2 separate regions of the Homo sapiens genome follow, and region 2 is linked to region 1. Evidence: read pairs that join two places in POLR2A ChIA-PET (ENCODE). Cell type or tissue: MCF 10A. All regions are shown on one strand. Each heading gives the region's core, and the rest is flanking DNA. Links, peaks and the distances in the headings are about the cores only.

Region 1 (2,804 bases), core at 72-2,571:
CCACGCCCGGCTTATTTTTGTGTTTTTTGTAGCCTGGCTTATTTTTGTGTTTTTTGTAGAGACGGGGTTTCGCCATGTTGGCCAAGCTGGTCTCGAACTCCTGACCTCAGGTGATCTGCCCACCTTGACCTCCCAAAGTGCTAGGATTACAGGCATGAGCCACCACGCCCAGCCTATATCAGATTTATTAATATTATTATTATTTCTTGTCACCCAGGCTGGAGTGCAGTGGTGCCATCACAGCTCACTGCAGCCTCAACCTCCCAGGCTCAAGCGATCCTCCCCGTTCAGCCTCCCAAGTAGCTGACTACAGGTACATGCCACCACACCCTGCTAATTATTTCTGTATACACACAAGATTAGATTCAAAAAGCACAGCTCAGGAAAGAGTGGGAGCCACTGGTACCACAGAACACTACCCAGCTGACATGAGACCAAATATTGGTTATAAAGAAAAAACTCAACACATGACTCGGGAAGAACTGACGGCAGGAAGAGACACCTACAATCTTCCTATCTGACACAGACCCAAAACATGTAAAGCACAGTCAACAAGAGTTTTGATATTACAGGAGAAAATGTCTCTAAACTCCTACAATCCATCTCTTAAATAGAGACAGGGTCTTGCTATGTTGCCCAGGCTGGACCTGAACTCCTGGGCTCAAGGAGTCCTGCCTCAGCCTTCCAAATAGCTAGGACTACAGGCATGCACCACCATGCCTGGCTACAATACTTGTACTATAATGGGGATCAGCCATTAACTCAAATTTTCCCTTTCTCTGAGATTCAGCTTCTTCATCAGAGAAATGAGAGGCTTGACCTAGATCAGTTAAGGTTAATGCCTTTTTTGAGTTACAGCAGACCCCTTTGATAAACCAATTACATCTATGGACCTTATTCCCAGCAAAATACATTCACAAATTTTTTTATGATTTCATGGCTAGGCATGCTGGTTCCTACCTGTAATACCAGCACTTTGGGAGGCCAATGTGGGGACAAATAGCTTGAGCTCAGGAGTTTGAGGCCAGCCTGGGCAACATGGCGAAACCCTGTCTCTACTAAAAATACAAAAAAATTAGCTGGGCATGGTGGTGCATGCCTGTAATCCCAGCTATTCAGGAGGCTGAGGCATGAGAATTGCTTAAACCCCGGAGATGGAGATTGCAGTGAGCCAAGATCATCGCACCACTGCACTCCAGCCTGGATGACAGAGCAAGACTCTGTCTCAAAAAATATATATATAAATAAAAATAATTTTTTTATGATTTCAAAGAGTTCACAGAGCCGAGTTTAGAATTAAATGAGATTCTCTCTGGAGATAATAAGATGGTGTGGAGGGGGCAGGAAAAAGAGGGGAAATGAGTGATACTTTTGTAAACCACCCCCTCTACTCTACCTGGCATCCAGTAATGCTGGATAAATTCAATAAATGTGTGTGTGGCCTTCATAAATTAATAAATATGATTGAGAAAACTAACAGCCAGCAGGGGGAATAAAGGTCAGCAACCACGCTCCCTCCAGCTTTCTTTTTTTTTTTCCCTTTTTTTTTTTAAGACTGAGTTTCATTCTTGTTGCCCAGGCTGGAGTGCAATGGTGCAATCTCAGCTCACTGCAACCTCCACCTCCCAGGTTCAAGCGATTCTCCTGCCTCAGCCTCTCAAATAGCTGGCATTACAGGCACCCACCACCACACCTGGCTAATTTTGTGTTTTTAGTAGACAGGGCTTTGCCATGTTGGTAAGGCTGGTCTCGAACTCCTGACCTCAGGTGATCCGCCTGCCTCAGCCTCCCAAAGTGCTGGGATTACACGCGTGAGCTACCATGCCCAGCCACCTCCAGCTTTCAATGGCTGAATTTGATGACTGTGAAATGGGCAGGACAAAGACAACCAAACCCTAAGCTTTTTAGGAATGCAAAGTCTCAGGACCTTTCTCAAAACTCAGAAAGCCTGTCTGTTGGAAAATTTTTTTTTTTTGAGACGGAGTCTCACTCTGTCGCCCAAGCTGGAGTGCAGTGGCTCACTGCAACCTCCGCCTCCCGGGTTCACGCCATTCTCCTGCCTCAGCCTCCTGAGTAGCTGGGATTACAGGCGCGTGACACCATGACCGGCTAATTTTTGTATTTTTGGTAGAGACGGGTTTCACCATGTTGGTCAGGCTGGTCTCAAACTCCTGACCTCGTGATCCGCCCGCCTCGGCCTCCCAAAGTGCTGGATTACAGGCGTGAGCCACCGCGCCCGGCCTTGCTGGAGGATTTTTTACCCAGGGGTCACATAGTCCCTAATTCTTCAACTATCATGGAAGTGAAAGAATCACAGAAATGAGGGACAAAGCAGTACTGCTGGGAAGAGAGATGAACTGAATAAGGAGAAATCAGACTATACTCCAGACCTGAGGCCTGAGAGCACCATTAGAACATTCTGCCTTCTCAGTTTGGTAATCCAGGAGCCCTCACTTAAATAACACTCAGCAAAGGAAAAAAATCAAAAGGGGCTAGATCCATTCCTGATGAGTCCTGGGTCACGATTTGTATCATGATTTATCCCTTTACTCCCCCCCACATCTCCCTGCTTTTGCTCCTGAAAACAAAAAGCTAGTCTCTGAGAGACTGAATTGACAGACTCTGTGTTATCTTTCAGTCTATTTATGCCCCCAAATCAACCCCGAGGCAGAATTGCTCTATTCTCCTCTGGTTTTAGTCTCCCTCTAAAACCACACAACAGAAAAGGAGTTGCAGAAAATTAGTTGACCGAGCTATCCAGGGCAATTGGCTATGGATGGGATATCTGCATTGAGAGTGAGAAA
Region 2 (2,804 bases), core at 56-2,555, 300 kb after region 1:
ACCCCAGCCTGGGAAGGCCTTTTCCCCCTCCCCCTAATAAGTGGGAGCTGCCTTCTATCAAGTGAGGGGGGTGGTTAGGTAAATGGGAGAAAGGGTCTGAGAGAGAGAAAGAGAGAATTAACTCACAGCGTTCGCCTGGGATTCATTTGCGAAGATGTAACCTCTCTCACCATCGTCCCCAGCGCCGTAATCCCCTCTAACTGCCAGGCCCTCTGTCCTAGCATTAAACCTCACCAGCAGCTGCGTGGCTGGACAGTTAAGATTATATATGATGTAAATATATTGTGGGTTTGTCAGCTCTCCCTACACCATAAAACTTGGTTTAATGATATCACGTGGTCCCCCAAGAGCCACTCACGGGCTTGCCTTCAGGCTATTCACATAAATAACCTCCAAAAGTTTCAAACTCCTAAATTCACATAGAAGCATGCCTATTTCTCTAATGCTCAGTTACACTAAAAAGCCCTGGTGCTGTTCCTTTGCCCCACCCCCACATCCCCCTTGCAGGGTGGAGAGGGGGGAGAGGGTGGATCCTTATTTATTTATTTACTTACTTATTTCCATAAGGACCTGTCGCCTTCGAGGTCGTGTTGATCTTTTTGTCCTCTTATTTTTTCCTCCTCTTTCCTCTAATTGCTCAGAGTGGGCCGTGTCCCCCCTCTTCCCACTCCCCCGGGAAGGTAAGTCATGCTTCTTCCCCTTCTTTCTTGCTGCCAGAGGGGGTGGGTTCCAGGGCAAAGTGGAGAGGCAGGCTCCATAGTCTCTGCTTGCAACCCAGAAGACCCCTCCATAAACTCCCCCAGAGCAATGCCAGACCCTGTTACCTGGAAATATGTTCTAGGAGGCTGGCTGGTGGGGAAACTACCCCAGGCCCCAAAGCAGAAGCCCCTGTTCAGGGAGAAATCAGGGATCTGGGCCTTATGCACCCTCAGCGTAGGGAAGTAGGTACGAGGCCTCTGGCTTGGTTGCCGCCGCTGACTCCCGACGATGCTGCAGAAGCCAAGGCTGGTGCCTGGGCAGACCTGCAGATTGTGACAGGAAGGAGGAGGGCAGGCAGGCACTCTGTGTCTACCCAAGCCAAAATGAGTCAGACCTTCAGCTCCTCCAGGGAAGGAGAGGCCCAAACCCTGCCGGGAGGAGGCAGTCAGTGCACGGTGGGGCTGGTGTGCCCTGCCTGGCAGCTCTAACCAACATTGCCCCTATCTATGACAAAGCCCTTGGTTTTCCCCTGGGGTGGTGCGCCTGTCCCCTGGGGAGGAAGCACAGGGCCTGGGCAGCCTGGGAGGCTGGAACAGGTGGGTGCGGGTGCCACAGCCTCTTTCTTAGTTAACTGTTACCCACCGGAGACGCCAGTGCTTCTCCACGCTTCACTGCTCACTCAATAGTTTTACTCAGCATGGAGAAAAAATTAAAATAACTCCCTGAAGAAAATTACACATTTTATTTCAGAGAGAGAGAGAGAGAGCACTGGTCTGGGTTAACTGCTGTGTGCAAGTTGAGGAGAGACAACAGGCGCCCTAACCTGGCCTGAGTGCAGTGCGAAGGGGAAGGGTGGTAGTTGTGGGCACTGTTCAATAAGCATTTGTTGAGACTGCCTATGTGCCAAGCATGGGGTGAGGAAAGGCTCTTGGGTCTTTTAAAAAATGACTGATGGGTAGCTTAGGCAGTGGGATGCAGCGAAGTTAGTCCTTATAATAAATCCAAGGAGCATCAGCATTAATAATCATAAATATTCCCCTGCCCCTCCCCAGAGCCCCTCTGCTCCCCTTTCTTCTTGGCTGCTGGTGCAATCCCTTAGCCAAGCTCCAGACCCTCACCCCACCAGTGTGGGGGGCCTAGGCTTGGCTCCAGGAAATCACCCTGTTGTGGGAGGTGGGAGAGGAAATGCAGTAAAGTTTTATGGACCCTTCCCACATTTGTTTCTACTGTAAAGTGCTTCCTCCCCCAGCCCATCCCAGGAGCCTGGAGAAGGACCTGATCCTCAGACACTACCTGAATTATCTGCCTCCTCCCACCCCCACTTTTAACCCATCCTCCCCTCCACACAAAATCCCAGAGACTGAGATAAATGATGGCAGACAGACGTGACTCCAGCACTGGTCTATGCAGCTCCTTTCCCAGTTAATTGTCCTGCATAGCCCGAGGCCCTAGAAGGTGGTGGAAACAGTCTGAACATTTCCTGCCAGGCTGATACACACTGCAGATTGTCCTCCCTGCTCCCTCTTCCCCAGTATCTTAGATACTGAGGCACACCTCCTCCAACTCTCCCAACACCCCCTTACCAAGCAATACCACCTCCCTCTAGAGGCCCTTATGAGACCAAATGGGTCCCTAGAGTGAGGGCTCAGCCCTCCCTCTATGTCCAGCAAGGCCTCTCAGGGACCACCTAGGCCCAGGAAAGATCTTCAGAGGCCCAGAAGGTCCTAAGGCTGAGCACGGTGGAGCCACTGGTTCCTGCACCGCAGCTTTGGCACACAGTGGGGGCTGCTGCCAGTCCAGAGGCCTCCTGGAGTGCAGAGGCGTGAAGGCCTTGGACAGCCACAGCATGGGAAAAGCCAGTACTCGAGGCCTAGGTGCCCTTCTCTTCCCCCAGAGGCTCTTGTTGCAGCCAAGGAACAGGAAAGGAGCTCAATTTCACCTCCCTCTACTCACTGCCCCTAGAAGCTAGAAAATTTTTTAAAGGGGTGGCTTAAAGTTTGTGGGTCTCCTTCTACATCTCACAGCCCATTTAGACAATTTTACCCAATACATGCCCCAAACAGACAGGAGCCACTGCATCTTTAGTCCTGTTCTCTCTTTATTTG

Evidence for each region. Peaks named below come from ENCODE experiments on the same cell type or tissue, not always from the same donor. Only the 100,000 strongest peaks of a DNase experiment are listed, where the experiment ranks them.
Region 2: POLR2A ChIA-PET joins it to region 1 with 5 read pairs; 2 of 35 experiments call an interaction of 5 or more read pairs at or near these places.

Annotation. Positions count from the first base shown.
Region 1 is chr12:54,331,482-54,334,285 of GRCh38, reverse strand. All of the region lies in intron 1 of COPZ1 (coat protein complex I subunit zeta 1), which reads right to left. Among named protein-coding and RNA genes, the nearest start is that of MIR148B, 4.3 kb to the left of the region's middle. In MCF 10A, for the core only: no CTCF peak of the experiment used is centred there; no DNase peak of the experiment used is centred there.
Region 2 is chr12:54,035,337-54,038,140 of GRCh38, reverse strand. It overlaps HOXC5 (homeobox C5), which reads right to left. Exons shown (of 2, transcript NM_018953.4): 2 at 2,780-2,804. It also overlaps a transcript of HOXC4 not described here. Among named protein-coding and RNA genes, the nearest start is that of MIR615, 2.8 kb to the right of the region's middle. In MCF 10A, for the core only: a CTCF peak has its summit at 1,158 (motif pointing right); a DNase peak (open chromatin) is centred at 1,090.